Linked DNA regions of Homo sapiens: regions 1 and 3 are each linked to region 2. The links are chromatin loops, found by intact Hi-C in ENCODE. Cell type or tissue: CD14-positive monocyte. All regions are shown on one strand. Region 1 overlaps LINC02069 (long intergenic non-protein coding RNA 2069). Region 2 overlaps LOC107986163 (a long non-coding RNA gene). Region 3 overlaps EPHB3 (EPH receptor B3).

What was found. A loop is a pair of places that touch in the nucleus more often than their neighbours do. Peaks named below come from ENCODE experiments on the same cell type or tissue, not always from the same donor. Only the 100,000 strongest peaks of a DNase experiment are listed, where the experiment ranks them.
Region 1: it touches region 2 in a loop (1.9-fold over the local background); 48 of 110 quality-filtered maps call a loop at or near these places.
Region 3: a loop joins it to region 2, with 2.0 times the contacts of the local background. A loop is called at or near these places in 25 of 110 quality-filtered maps.

What each region holds. Positions count from the first base shown.
Region 1 is chr3:184,763,541-184,768,540 of GRCh38, forward strand. LINC02069 (long intergenic non-protein coding RNA 2069) reads right to left here. Exons shown (of 3, transcript NR_110043.1): 2 at 1,780-1,929. Among named protein-coding and RNA genes, the nearest start is that of LINC02069, 7.1 kb to the right of the region's middle. In CD14-positive monocyte, no CTCF peak of the experiment used is centred here; DNase peaks (open chromatin) are centred at 2,441 and 4,991; H3K4me3 peaks cover 1,118 bases; H3K27ac peaks cover 758 bases.
Region 2 is chr3:184,714,932-184,719,931 of GRCh38, forward strand. It overlaps LOC107986163 (a long non-coding RNA gene), which reads left to right. Exons shown (of 5, transcript NR_160768.1): 2 at 100-1,243. Among named protein-coding and RNA genes, the nearest start is that of MAGEF1, 5.4 kb to the left of the region's middle. In CD14-positive monocyte, no CTCF peak of the experiment used is centred here; a DNase peak (open chromatin) is centred at 2,040; H3K4me3 peaks cover 595 bases; H3K27ac peaks cover 890 bases.
Region 3 is chr3:184,581,889-184,586,888 of GRCh38, forward strand. It overlaps EPHB3 (EPH receptor B3), which reads left to right. Exons shown (of 16, transcript NM_004443.4): 16 at 1-520. Among named protein-coding and RNA genes, the nearest start is that of EPHB3, 23 kb to the left of the region's middle. RefSeq lists enhancers at 344-910, 930-1,446, 1,447-1,962, 1,963-2,478. In CD14-positive monocyte, a CTCF peak has its summit at 2,272; no DNase peak of the experiment used is centred here; H3K4me3 peaks cover 2,148 bases; H3K27ac peaks cover 230 bases; H3K27me3 peaks cover 1,132 bases.

The DNA.
Region 1 (5,000 bases), 49 kb after region 2:
CAGGAAGCACCAACATGACAAGGAAAAAAGGCAACTGTGGAGGAAGGCAATACAGCAGAAAGCAGTCACAGAGGCCTCTCAAAAACAGACCTTAAGGCCAGGTGTGGTGGCTCATGCCTGTAATCCCAGCGCTTTGGGAGGCCAAGGCAGGTGGATCATGAGGTCAAGAGATCAAGACCATCCTGGACAACATGGTGAAACTCTGTCTCTACTGAAATACAAAAAAATTAGCTGGGCGTGGTGATGCGTGCCTGTAGTCCCAGCTACTCAGGAGGCTGAGGCAGGGGAATCGCTTGAACCCAGGAGGTGGAGGTTGCAGTGAGTCGAGATCACGTCACTGCACTCCAGCCTGGTGACAAAGCGAGACTCCATCTCAAACAAAAACAAAAACAAAAACAAAAACAAAAAACAGACCTTCAGCTCAATCTTGGCAGAAGGAGCCAGTACAGAAATAGTGCTTATTTAGTGGCAAGCACTGTGCTAAACACTTTGTTAATACATTTAACTCTTAAAACAAGGCTATGAGATGGGCCCTATTAGCCACAAATACAGATGGGGAAGTGAAGGCCCAGAAGGGTTAATAACCTGCCCAAGAGCACACATGGCTGGCTATTAGTAAACCTGGGGTTTGAACCCAGACAGTCTAGTTCCGGAGTCTATGGCCACTACACCAAGGAGGGAAAGTGTGGCTAAGGATGGCCTTCAACTGGTAGAAGTCAACATCAGTCAGCCTGGTGGGCTTGAGTTTGGGGGTGTGATCAGAGTCTGGTTGGAGGGACTGTCCCAGACCAGCTCCGTGCCTCTGTCTAGAAAGTCCAGAGGCATTCAGGAAGAGTGCAACAGCCAAGCTGTGGGCTGCCGGAAGATCGTGATCCCCACACATTGTCCTGGTCTTGTGATTTGCTTTTTGGGGGAAGAAGGAACTTTGTACCAGAATACTAAGAGATACTTTAAACCTATGTTCAAGAGAATTCTCCCTACTTTGGAACTTTGGGTCTGGCTTCCTGGGATTCCCCCAACATCTCCCCTAACCACTCCAGAGCAGCCTCCAGTCGCCACCACCACCACCACCCTCAAGCCAGAAGTCATTTTTTTTTTTTTTTGAGACGGAGTCTCACTCTGTTGCCCAGGCTGGATTGCAATGGCGCGATCTTGGCTCACTGCAACCTCTGCCTCTCGGGTTCAAGGAATTCTCCTGCTTCAGCTTGCCGAGTAGCTGGGATCATAGGTGCCTGCCACCACGCCTGGCTAATTTTTTGTATTTTTAGTAGAGACAGGGTTTCACCATGTTGGCCAGGCTGGTCTCGAACCCCTGACCTCAGGTGATCTACCTGCCTTGGCCTCCCAAAGTTCTGGAATTACAGGTGTGAGCCACCGCGCCTGACCCAGAAATCATCTTAAAACATTCCCTCAACAACCCTTTACCTTGATACAACACCTCATAGTCACCAAAGCATTCTTACATCCTCAGCCCATGGGTTCCTCCTCCCCACATCAGCCCTGGAAGGCAGGCAGCTCAGAGATTATTAAACCATTTTACAGATGAGGAAAATGAGACAAGCTTAGTGATGTTTGCAAGCCACATGGTTGGTGAGTCACGTTGGCTGCACTGTTAGATTTCAAGGCAGTGAGACCAGAAGGTAGCCTCGTATGGGGAGGGGTGGGATCTGGGTTGAGGCAGCCAAGGATTTGCATGAATTGGATGAGAGATCCCAGCTCCTCTGTGTCCAGAAAGTTTCACCTTGAGTCACCTGCCTTTCCCTCCCCGGGACACCGCACCTTCCCAACAGAGCAGTGTTGAGTCAGCTCCCCTTTTTCTGCCTCTCCGAGGTACTCTCAGCCATGCCCTCCTTCTGGCTTTCGTAGGATCTGACTCAAGATCCACTTTAGGCAGGCAGTATCTGTGGAACCTTCTCGTGTAGGGCCCACCTGTAAACAAGAGGAGGTGTTTGGAAATTATTCATGAAAGAAGAACACCATGAACAGCATTTGACCTCTTCAGAGAAAAGAGATATGCAAGTTTATAGCGGTAGTGGCGATAGTAATATCCAATGACATAACAACTTCAACAATTACACTTGCATTTCTTCCAAAGAGCTTTAAGCATTTTCGAGTTTATTGGGCTATTTGATCTCATAAAAGTCCCACAAATGGGTAGTGCTGGTTATTATTATCATTTTATAGATGAGAAAACTGAGGCCCGGAAATATGTCAGTGATTGCCCAAGACCTCGCAGCGAGGGAGGAGGGAGGTAGGGCTGAGTCTGTTTCTTCACGTCTCCAGGTGTTTCGTGTGTGGGACTCCCTCTTGGTGTCTGAATTCCTGTGAAGTAAGGTGTGGACAGAGGAGGTGGCTGGTGGCAGGCTCAGAGGATTTTTCTGCACATGGTCACTGAGAGACAGTGAGTCAGGCACCCTTATTTTGAGTTCGGTTTCCTCTTTCACTTCCCCAAACAATTTCTGGAGATGGAGTTCACTTGGCACCCGTTCTCAGATGATGAGCTGGGGGTATGTGCACAGCTGCCCCTGAAGGTTTTCGTGGTAGTGGTGATCTGGAAGGGGTGGATGCTCACATTCTTATCCTGAGACTCCTCCTGTTCTCCTGGTCTACCAATCCCCTCTCCAGGAGGGGGGTCCTTGCTAGCTCTGTCTGTTACCACGGCCTCCTCACTGTTTTTCTGACCTCAGTATCTTTCCTTTTTTTTTTTTTTTTTTTTTTTTTTTGAGATGGAGTCTTGCTCTGTCTCCCAGGATGGAGTGCAGCACCGTGATCTCGGCTCACTAGAACTTCTGCCTCCTGGGTTCAAGCGATTCTCCTAGCTCAGCCTCCCGAATAGCTGGGACTACAGGTGTGTGCCACCACTCTCAGTTACCTTTTCTATTTTTAGTAGAGACAAGGTTTTGTCATGTTGGCCAGGCTGGTCTCGAACTCCTCACCTCATATGATCCACCCACCTTGGCCTCCCAAAGTGCTGGGATTACAGGCATGAGGCACCGCGTCTGGCCTGACCTCAGTATCTTTTTCATTCAATCATCTCCATGACTGACCTTCCAAAAGCTCTCCCTCCACCTCTCAGAAATTGTCAGTAGAATCTCATTACTTCTGGCCTCAGCTTGGCACTCAAGGCCCCACCCAGTCAAGTCACAAACTACCTTCCCACCCTTGGCTCCTCCCTCTCATCCTCCTCTTGAAGCTTTATCTTCAGTTAGACTGGAGGATTTGCCTAGACATGCTTTGTGTTTTCCCAACTCCACAGTTCCCTTGGCTTGGAAAGCCACTCCCACCCCTCTGCCTGCTGGATTTCTATGCAGCCTTCAAAGCCCATGACAAATGTCACCTCTCTCATGAAGCCCTCCTTGATTCCATCATTGGAAAATGAGCTTCTCCCTCCTGGGATGTCTCACAGCACCTGGCATACAGGTCTCCACACAAGCAGTTCTCTGTGTGTTGTGGCAGTGGTGTCAAGATTTGGATGTTTGTGAAACTACAAAGACTGCAGGATTCGGCAATACCACTTGTGGGCATGTGTGTGCGTGTGTGTGTCTGTACGTGTGTGTGTGTGTGCGTGTGTGTGTGTTGGTATGAGGAGTGAGCACAGCTACATAAACAATTGTATGTCAGAAAGGGATGAGACACTTACTAGGTTTAGAGTGTGTCAATCACTTCAGTTCTGCCAATGAACAGAGAGCCAGATGTCTCTCTCCAAGGATAGAGAACACTCACAATAAAGACTATAAACACACTTGGGGGAAGAAAGAATGGAGAGAGGGAGGAAATGAACAAGTATGTATGGCTCATTTACTATAGTCCAGGCGCTGCGTTGGAGAGGAAATTTCATGTGAGCAGTGTGCTCACTTAACCCTCACCGTAGCCGAGAGGTAGGAATCTGCCCCTGTTTTGTGGTTGAGTACTGCTTTGGGCCAGGTTCTCAAAACGCAGGCTCTGGGTGTGCGGGGTAACTGGGAGCACTCATGGGCTGTCGGCATGCAGGGTAACTGGGAGCACTCACGGAGCAGCCCCGCTGGGGAGTCATGAAGGCAGGCTGGCACAGGAAAGGCTGAACGGCAGCGAGGCTGGTGTGCTGAAGCTTGGGTGGCCCTTTTAAGATGTGCCCCCATTGAGGCGATGGGATCCTTGTGCCCTCTGGGAGGGGGAAACCCAGGCAAGACGGCTCCCTTCAGCCAAGGGTGGTTCCTGGGGGGGACAGCACCCACTACACGTACACTGTGGATTAGAGAAACGCGTGCCCCCGCCACATGCAGACTGTCAGCAAGTGGAAGGGGCAGGGATGGAACTCCCTTCCACTAAGGGGGCTTCACCAGATTCTCCTGTTTCAAGGAGAAATAGAGTTTGGAAACCTCTCATTTTATAAACGAGGACACTGAGGCACAAAGCAGGGTGGTTGGTGCCTTGCCTAAAGTCATACAGATTTCATGTAACAAATTGTGCTGGTTAGGTAGGGGAGGATGCAGAGCTCACAGCACAGGTGAATACCTCCATCGCAAAGGCTGAACCAAATGCCCCGTTAAATCAGGAGACCTGCCTCTTTCAGCTTTGTTTTCTGAAGAAATCCCTTCCCAGGGGTTGAAGCCCTCAGGCTGTGTCCCGAGGCCTGGTGTGGCCTTCAGTCCATCTCCAGAAGACAGCATAGGCCAGGCGCGGTGTTTCACGCCTGTAAGCCCAACACTTTGGGAGGCTGAGGAGGATCACCTGAGATCAGGAGTTCGAGACCAGCCTGGCCAACATGGTGAATCCCCGTCTGTGCTAAAAATACAAAAATTAGCTGGGCGTGTTGGCGGGTGCCTGTAATCCCAGCTATTTGGGAGGCTGAGGCAGGAGAATCGCTTGAACTCGGGAAGCGTGGGTTACAGTGAGCTAAGATCACACCACTGCACTCCAGCCTGGGCGACAAGAGCAAAACTCCATCTCAAAAAAAAAAGAAGAAGAAGAAGAAGTCAGCCTGGTCACTCTTTGCCCATTGTGCACTGTCAGCTATGAGC
Region 2 (5,000 bases):
TCTTGATTTGGATGTAGGTATACATTTGTCAAAACTTGTGAAACTGTACGCTTAATAGCTATGCATTTCTTTTCTTTTCTTTTCTTTTCTTTGCGACAGGGTCTCACTCTGTTACCCAGGCTGGAGTGGTGCAATGGCACAATCTCAGCTCACTGCAACCCCTGCCACTGCAACCCTTGCCTCCAGGTTCAAGTGCTTCTCTTGCCTCAGCCTTCCAAGTAGCTGGGATTACAGGCACCTGCCACCACACCTGGCTGATTTTTGTATTTTTAACAGAGACGGGGTTTCACCATGTTGGCCAAGCTGGTCTCAAACTCCTGACCTCAAGTGATCTGCCTGCCTCAGCCTCCCAAAATGCTGGGATTACAGGTGTAAGCCACCATGCCCAGCCAGGTATGCATTTCATAGTGTATGAATCATACCTCAAAATTTATAAAAATAAAAAAGGATTTTAAAAAATGAACAGCCCTTTAGGTATGGGAGGAGGCGAGGAGTAAGAAAGGTGAATGGACTCTGCATTACCACTTGCCGATCGCTAGATGTTACCATGTTACAGTGGAAGGAATGCAAACAATAATTTTTCCCATTTTTTTTTTTGTTATGTCCACCATGTAACCGGACACACAGAATTTTTTTTTTTTTTTTTTTTTTTTTTTGAGACGAAGTCTCACTCTGTCGCCCAGGCTGGAGTGCAGTGGCGCATCTCGGCTCACTGCAAGCTCCGTCTCCCACGTTCACGCCATTCTCCTGCCTCAGCCTCCCGAGTAGCTGGGACTACAGGCGTCTGCCACCATGCAGCTAATTTTTTGTATTTTTTTTTTTAGTAGAGATGGGGTTTCACCGTGTTAGCCAGGATGGTCACGATCTCCTGACCTCGTGATCCGCCTGCCTCGGCCTCCCAAAGTGCTGGGATTACCGGCATGAGCCACCATTTCCGGCAACAGGCAGACTTTTAACACATTCCTTACCTAAACTTTTAAAAGGGACAAAAGATATATGCCTTTGGTTTGGGAGATGACGAAACATATGCTTTAATGACTATTGGGTTGGAATCTTCTTGAGAGAGGATCCTTCTTAGCCTAGACTAGAGTCTTCAAAAGCCCACAGTGCTTCGTAAAGTTTCATACGTGGAAGAGAGAAGGATGTTCCACTGGAAAAGCAGAATTGCAGCTGAGCTGTCCTGAAATGCCCAGCACTCTGTGGAGACGCGGAGGAGGTTTCCTGGGACAAAGTGCTGAACCAGGTCAGTACTCGCCCATTCTGTGACCTTGCACAGGGTGCTGAACCTCTCTGAGCCACCTTTTCCTCATCTTTAGGCCCCAACAACCCTTGCTTTGCCCATCCTTACAGAGTTATTTTGAAGTTCAATCAAGATTATACATGTAAATATGCGTTTAAAGTGCTCCACCATTAAGAAATAAATATAAAATGTTACAGACCCTTTTCTAAAAGAGATATGGTGGAAAAATCCCAGTAATGAGGGTGACTGGCCTCTTAGACAGACATTTCGGAATAGCTTACACATTCCTCATTGAAAAAACTGTCTGGCCAAAAAAGATTAAATAAAGAAATGTCAAGTACTGACACTCCATTTGAGGCCAGTGAATACTTTGGTGCAGAGCCAGGGTTATCTTGTTGGATTCCTTCTAAACTTGGCAATAGAGTCCTCCAAACTCTTGAATGCCTTCTTCACACAGGTGCTCAGTAACATGTCACCCCAGATCTGATGGTCTCCAGGCTGCGTGGGTGCTTGTGTCTTCCCTATTTCTCCTGACAGTCTTGACAGCCGTGCAGCTGATCTGGCTCCAAACAGGGATCAGAGGAAGAGCTCTGTCCCTATCCCTAGGCCGGGACAAATTGAAGCTGGTTTTGTCAGAGCAGAATGGGCAGAGTGTGAGGCTTTGGGTCCCGTCTATGGGGCTGGGATTGAGGCAGGATGGCCAGGCGAATGATTCGATCTGACTTGGGTAATGAAAATTGTTTGTTACTTTTTGAAGAGTAATTGTGTAAGCAACAGTACTTCTGTGTTTGGCTGCCAGTGACTCACCAGTGTCTGTAATATAACACCAAACCCAGAGGAGGAGCAGACCCTGGCCAGCGGGGGAGGGGGAATGGCAGGGGGCAGAGGGCCCCCTACTCATTCATCCCCTTCTCCCTCTTCCACTGTCCCACCCCCTCTCTAAACCTCGAAGGAGAGTTGGCGAGAAGGCATTTGCCACCTGGACACAATGAGGCCCAGTGCAAGGGGCGGGCGAGAGCCTGGCCAGGAGCCAGGGCCCTGGTCTGAATGGCTGTTGCCAAGGGGCTGCCAACAGCCCATCTCAATCCCCAAGAGGCTGGGCAAGGGCGGGGGGCCCAACCCCCACCTCGAAGGCCCACCTCACGCCATTCGCAGGCCGTGATCAGAATGTGCAGGACGCAGGGGCTTTGAGCGGCTGAACAGAGCCGTTTCCCCTCTGCTGGCCGCCAGTTTGCTTGGATTACAGCGGCCTCTCTGGAGCCCCTTTGTGGGCTGCTTGTTATTCCGCACGCACAGAGCACTGTGCATTCATCTTTATTAGTTCTAATTGCTTCCCCATTCTAATGGGATCTTGATATTCCCATACAATTGAAAGGAAATGTATTCATTAAAATAATTCTTCTCCTAACTGCCGCTTCAAGCTGCTCCTCTAAGTGACATTGTCTCTCTAACCACAGCCTGCTGAGGCCTCTTATTAAGACTCTAGTCAAAAGCCAACTTTGGGCAGCAAACTTTCCTTGCAGGAGTTTCCAGACACTGAAGAGAGGGTGCTTTTTAATCGGCTCACACACAGAAGTTGGAGGCCAGCTGGTGTAATTGGGGGTGCTGCTCCGGGTGGATGGAGGGAGAAGGGCTCGCCTCCAGCTCTGCCTCCTTTAACAATGACCCCTTTCTGCACACCAACCAGCTCATTTGGAGAGGGCTTCTCCCTCTGTCATGTGTGTGAAACTTCTTGTTTATGCCACAAGCAGTTACTAGGTGTGTTTTAAGCACAAGGCGCTGAGTAAGGTGCTATGGGAAGTGTGGAGACAGGGCTGCAGATTCAAGGCGTTTATGATCTTGGTGGGTGGCTCCCAACTCCAAGTCCCTAGAGTTAGGTATGAGAGGAAAGGCTGGCAGCGCTCTCAATGTTCAGAAAGCTTACTAGGATCAAGAACTGAGAAAAGCAGGCTATTATTTCATAAATGTGTTTGATTTAATAACCAAAATCTTTCAAGCTGTGGGACCATGGGGGTAATACAAGAAGCTTTTTGGGACATTGGGAACCACTGATCTAGTTAGGGGAAATAAGCTGTTGTAAAAAGAACGACTACGTAAATGTCTGCTCTTGACATCAGTGGTATCAATAAAGTGTTGTGGGAATTTGGAGGGGTGGAAGGGAGTATACGCTGGGCACTGCAAAATTGCTTGAACCTTATTTAATCCCTAGAACAGCCCTTTGAGGGAAGCATAACTATTCCCCATTTTACAAATGAAATCTGAGAGAAGTTAGGTAATGTTTCCACTGTCAATAGTTGGAGACAGGATGAACACCAGCCTTCTGATTCCAAAACACAGGCTATTTTCACGGCATCTCTCACATCGTATCTGTCTTGGGCGATCAGAGGTTTCCTGTGAGAGGTGGTGTTTGATCCCCCTTGAGGCCTTTAGGAATAGTGGGTTGTCAACAGGCAGGGAGTGTGGTCCCAAAGGAAGCAAAAACACACACAGGGACTGGGAAGAAGCTGGCATATCAGGAAATGACAAGAGTCCAGGTGGCCCAGACACTGGAGTGTGTGCAGAGGTGGAGGAGGAGAAAAGCAGAAAGGTTTGTGAAGGCCAAATTTTAAAGAGCCTTGCTTGTCAGGAGTTTGGACTTTATCCTGTAGATAATTCTCCAAGGAGGATACTTGAAGCCTCCAGATAAATACAGTATTTCTTTCGGGAACATCAGTTTTCCTTGAGGTGAATAATTTTAAACATCTTCATATTAAAAGAAATTCAGATATATCATGGAGTAGAATGCAAAATTCTCATGAATTTTTAAGAGAAAACAGGAGACTTCAAAGAGAGTTTGGGTGTGCTGGCAGGAGCTTCAGGCTCTGCAGCACCCTGGGGGAGCATAAGGCATTTCTTTTGTCTACTGTTGGTGCGCTTCAGTGGTAAAGATTGAGAAGCGCTGATTTTACACAAACTGTTTTGATCCCAGGAATAAAATCGATAGCTGTATTTCAAGATGGGAGGCAGGGGCCTGGAAGATAGTTTGGGCAGGGCGGGGATTGAGGGCAAGAGGCCAGTTAGGAGGCTGTTGCAATAAACTCTCCAGAGACATAAAGGGCCTGGGGGCTGCCTGGGTCTCAGAGCTCACCTCTTTGCCCTGGCACTTTTGGAGGGGGCTGCCTGAGAGACACCCACCTTGTAGCTGCTCCTTTATTTTATTTTATTATGTTTGGAGATGGAGTTTCACTCTTGTCGCCCAGACTGGAGTGCAATGGCACCATCTCAGCTCACTGCAACCTCCACCTCCTGGGTTCAAGTGATTCTCCTGCCTCAGCCTCCCAAGTAGCTGGGACTACAGGCGTGTGCCACCATGCCCAACTAATTTTTGTATTTTTAGTAGAGACGAGGTTTCGCCATATTGGTCAGGCTGGTCTTAAACTCGTGACCTCAGGTGATCTGCCTATCTCAGCCTCCCAAAGTGCTGGGATTAGAAGCATGAGCCACCAAGCCCGGCAGCTCCTTTCTTTTAACAAACTCGGCAGTAACACTAAGATGGCCAAGGAGGTTGTAGCAGAAGCAGTGAAAGGAGGTTCTGGGCCAGGAACAAGTTTTGCAGATAACCTTCGTGCCCTGGCCTCTTCATCAACGATGCTGCCCTCCAACCACCTTCTGGCCCAACAGGTCTGTTAACTTACCTGCTGGAAGGTGAGTGGCTGGACCAGCGATTCTTGAGGACCACTGCCTTGTTGCTGCATCCAGCCTTCACACACTGGTGGGCAGT
Region 3 (5,000 bases), 130 kb before region 2:
CAGGGGATCCCCACAACCTCACACTTGTCTGTTCTTCAGTGCTGGAGGTCCTGGCAGGGTCAGGCTGGGGTAAGCCGGGGTTCCACAGGGCCCAGCCCTGGCAGGGGTCTGGCCCCCCAGGTAGGCGGAGAGCAGTCCCTCCCTCAGGAACTGGAGGAGGGGACTCCAGGAATGGGGAAATGTGACACCACCATCCTGAAGCCAGCTTGCACCTCCAGTTTGCACAGGGATTTGTTCTGGGGGCTGAGGGCCCTGTCCCCACCCCCGCCCTTGGTGCTGTCATAAAAGGGCAGGCAGGGGCAGGCTGAGGAGTTGCCCTTTGCCCCCCAGAGACTGACTCTCAGAGCCAGAGATGGGATGTGTGAGTGTGTGTGTGTGTGTGTGTGTGTGCGCGCGCGCGCGCGTGTGTGTGTGCACGCACTGGCCTGCACAGAGAGCATGGGTGAGCGTGTAAAAGCTTGGCCCTGTGCCCTACAATGGGGCCAGCTGGGCCGACAGCAGAATAAAGGCAATAAGATGATTCTCTTGCCCCTTCTTATTCCTCCTCCCAAAGCAAGATTCCCTGATTCAGAGTTCACAGTCCCTGGCTGCCAACCCTTCGCAACTCCCTGGAGGCATTGGGAAACCAGATCTGGGCCCATCCAGGCTCAGTTTCCCCTTTGTGCTTGGCCCTCACTGCTTTGAACACCTAACGCACTTCTTGGAAGTGGGTCAGTGGCAACGGAGAGCTAACTACCCCAGAGCTCCTTCCTTCTAAGGCAGAGACCTTCCTGGGGTGGGGGCAGGCTCTTGTGTCTGGATGGTGTTTTACTGAGTCGGTTCCCAGCCTTTGTCTTTAAGGGAGCTGAGGGTAGAGGGGGTTGATCAGTTCCCAGGGTCACATGACCAAGGACAAAGGGAAGGAGAGCCACTGGTGTTCAGAGGCTGAGGCCCGGAAGTTCGGCTGCTCCTCACTGAGGCTTCCTATGCCCAGGCGCTGGGCTAAATGCTCCATTTATACACGGATCTTATTTAATCTCACAACAACCCAGCCAGGCAAGGAAGTATTTTTAACTGCTTTTTACAGAAGAGGAAAAGGAGAGGTTAAGTAACTTGCCCAAAGTCGCTGAGCCAGTAAGTGAGGCCCGCGGCTGTGATTCCCACCCAGAGACTGCCTGCATACTTGAAAGGTTCAGAGGATAAATAACAAGAACCGGGGAGAGGGTTAGGAAAACAGCTTCTGGAAATGTCAAAGGAGAAAGCGTGGTGGGGGGCCCTCAGAGGCCCTTCGGACGCAGGAACAGGCGGGGGAGGGGGGAAGTGCAGTCATGTTCCCAGTATCGGGAGGCATCCTTGGGCAGCAAAGCTTTGTGCTTTCCGAGAGACCTGCATACCCTGGGTAGGGTCCCTGGGTAGGCACAGAGGCATGGACAGACACCACGCCATGTAGATGAGAGGTTCACGTGTCGCGGCCCCACACCTCTCCCTGGACGCGTCCAGGCAGCGCAGAGCTTCCCAGGGGAAATCTAAGCGAGAGGCTGCACCTAGGGGTCTGCGGAGCCGCAGGCCTGGAAGCATGCGACCGTGATTTCAGGCTCTGGGGTGAAGGCCCAGGGAGGCCGCGCGGAGGAGGCCGCGGGCGAAGGTTGCAGGGTCTGCTGCGTGGCGCACTCCCGGCCGCGGAAGCCGACGGCGATCGGAGGAGCCTGGGAGCGGCCCTGGCAGCGGCCCTGGCACAGCTGGCGGCGGCGCGGGCTCCTCAGGCCGCCCCCGTCCTTCACCGCGCGCTCCCGCGCTGGGGCTGCTCGGCGGCGCCCGCTCCTTAGTATTCCCCCCACGGAGCCCAGCCGCGCCGCCGCAGCCGGCCCGGGGGAGGGGCGCCCCGCACGGCTAAGCTCTCTGCGTCCCCGGGGCGGACGCGGGGAGGGGAGGGGAAGGGACGCAGCCTCTCCGCCGAGGCCTCCTTCCTCCCCTAGTGGGGGGGAGGGGCTGTGCGGGGGCAGGGGCGGGCGATGCGGGGGCCCAAGGTGGCCCTTGGACTAGGCGCCGGAGCTGTCAACGGGGCGAGGTGTGGCGGGCGGCCGGGGGAGGGGACGCGGTGCCGAGTGGCCTCCTGCACAGCCGCTCAGCATTCCCCGGCTGCAGGCGCAAATAAAGCGGAGGGGGCGCGCGGAGCTCCTGCTCAAGGGTCCACTTCCTACTCTCGAAGCTAGGGAATGGGGAGGGATCCGTGGCCCGGGAGTCCTGCGAAGCCTTCCTCGCCATCCTGTGCCATCGCCCTGACCTTTATAGCGGGAGTCTGGGTGGAGGGCGCGGAGATGCTGGGGTGGGGGCTCCACTCGCATAGGTGTGACATCGCCCTCTACTGGGTCCGCAGGGAGGGCAAGATCGTGGTCGTTTAGCGCCAAGGCGGGAGGGGCCCTGGAAACCACACGATCAGGGGAACTCTTGGACTGTGCGCCCCAGGTCGAGGATCTCGAGGGATGTCTTGAGCCCAGAGGTCCGGGGGAAGTAAGGTACTCTGTCGGCTGTGCCTTGTGCAGCCACCACGCATACCTCGCTCCTCCTGTATCCAGGTATCCTCGCCTGCATGCGTGCCCTCTCCTGCCACTTGCCCACGGAAACAGCTGACAGGCACACTTCACTGACCCAAGCTACAGCACAGCACAGCCCTTACTCCCTCACTCACGGTCATTCGTCCTCAGTCACTTGACCCTCTAGGCCCCACCTTCCAAGCCCACACGCCCTAAGAGTCTCCCATGGCAGAACGGGTAGGGGAAGGGATGCAGAGAGGGAAGAAAAGCCATCCCCTTCCTGGAAGGCGCCTCCCGCCCCCAGCGCACTTCCTACCGGAACCGCTTCACCTAACTAACCTGTGTCTCACTGGAAAGGGCTGGGAGGAGTCCTCAGAACCCCCAGCAGGATTGCAAGGAGGGAGGGCTATGATTAAAGCAGAGGAAGAGACAGAAGAGAGAGGGCGCCTCAGGAGTTGTCTGGCTCTTCTGGGGACAGATAAGGAGTGAGAGGGAATGAGATTTTAGTAGGCCTAGTGTTGGTTACTTTCACACTTCCTGGGGGCAGAAAATTAGATCTCCCAAGTTAGGGCTAAAAGGAAGTCGGTGGGAGTGAGGGGTTGTTGAGGCTTAGGAAGGGGCTGCTCCCCCTTGATTCCCTCATTCCACTTGCCCCATGGGGGCAGTTATAGCCCCAAAGGAACCACTTCTTGCCCTCACTATGCCTGAGCTCAGAGAGTAGGAACAGCTAGGGAGCAAAGGTGCTTTAGTCTGTGCTCAGCCCCTGAGCACAGGGAGAGGTGCCCAGGACAGCAGGTGAGGGAGAGGGACCTGGATAGCAGTCCTTAGACCTAAGCCTGAGTGGCCAGACCTTGGATTATAACCCAGAAAATGTGGGTAGTGCCATGGGAAGGGCTGCCTATTTATGTACGGGCAGACCGGGGTTCAAAGCCCATCTCTTTTGTTTCTATACCTCTCTGCCTCAATGCCCTCGGTTATAAAAAGGTCTAGTTATCATTTCTATATCATGAGATTGTTAAATCAGTAAATACATGTAAAGTATGTGCCAGGATTGTAGTAAGTGCTCAAAAATGTTAGCTATTTTTTATTTGTATGAAGTTTGAAGAAAATATAGAAGCAAATAGGAAAATGCTGAACAGTGCTTGGCACATAGCAGGGATGGAATAAACCAAGGCACTAGGAGAAATCCACCAACTCCATTCAGGTCTCTCTGGAAGGGAAGAGGGTGAGGAAGCTAAAGGGGCAGAGAAAGAGGTCCCACCCACGGGGCTCCTGGACGTTTTGCTGCAGGCCTAGCCCGGGCCCTGGATCAGTTCTTGGGGTAGGGCTGCTGGGGCCTGGATGGTTTCAAGGCCACGGGAATGTGGCACATTGCTGAGAGGGCAAGTGTGGCTCAAGCCTTCTGGCTTTTTCTCAGCACACTGATCCTGGGCCCGCTTGGGGAAATGGAACTGTTTCCCTCCAATAGTCATTCTTCAAGTGTGTACTAGAGAACTCTTGTGTGCCAGGCACTGTGCTGGGCACTGGGGATACTGCGATGAGCAAGAACATAGAAGATCAATGCTTCAAAGAGCTTCAAGTCTAATAGGGAACAGGGATGTGATTCAAATATACATGCAGATAATTGTATCTAATTACAGGTCGAGGTAAATGTTACAGAAACCAAGTTGAGTGTTGTGGAACTAAATCACAGTTCTAGGGACCTCAGCTAGTCTTGGGCAGGGCTGGGGGCTCTCTGACCCTTTATTTGATGCCCAGCAGAGGGAGCTGGGACCTCCCCCCCCATTACCCTCCAGGTCCTTTTAACCTTTTAGTCTCTGACCCTGAGCATATCTTCATTCACTCCCCAACTCATTCATTCATTTATTCAACATACTTTCACTGGGGAGTTCTATAGACCAGGTCCAGTGTAAGGAGCTGGGGATAATGGGGATAAACCAGCTTACAGCCCCCACTCCCTGGAGGTGTGCACAGCTGAGAGGGTCCCTGATATATAAACCAATGAATGCAATGTGGTAAGTGCCACAGGGTAAGTTCTATACCTGGGTAAGCATTCCAAGTGCTGTAAGGAAGGGACCTAGGCCAAAATACTGTCAAAAAGGGCTCCGAGAAGTTGATTCTTTTTTTTTTTTTTTTCACTCTTTGAGATGAAGTCTTGCTCTGTCACCCAGGCTGGAGTGCAATGGCGCAATCGCAGCTCACTGCAACCTCTGCCTCCCGGGTTCAAGCAATTCTCCTCCCTCAGCCTCCCAAGTGGCCTGGATTACAGGGGCCTGCCACTGCGCCTGGCTAATTTTTTTGTATTTTTAGTAGAGACAGAGTTTCGCCATGTTGGCCAAGCTGGTCTCGAACTCCTGACCTCAAGTGATCCGCCTGCCTTGGCCTCCCAAAGTGCCGGGATTACAGGCGTGAGCCACTGAACCCAATTCTTGAATTCAATCTTGGTGGCTCTGTTGCAGTTAGCAAGAAGAGAGAAGGGAGTGGTAT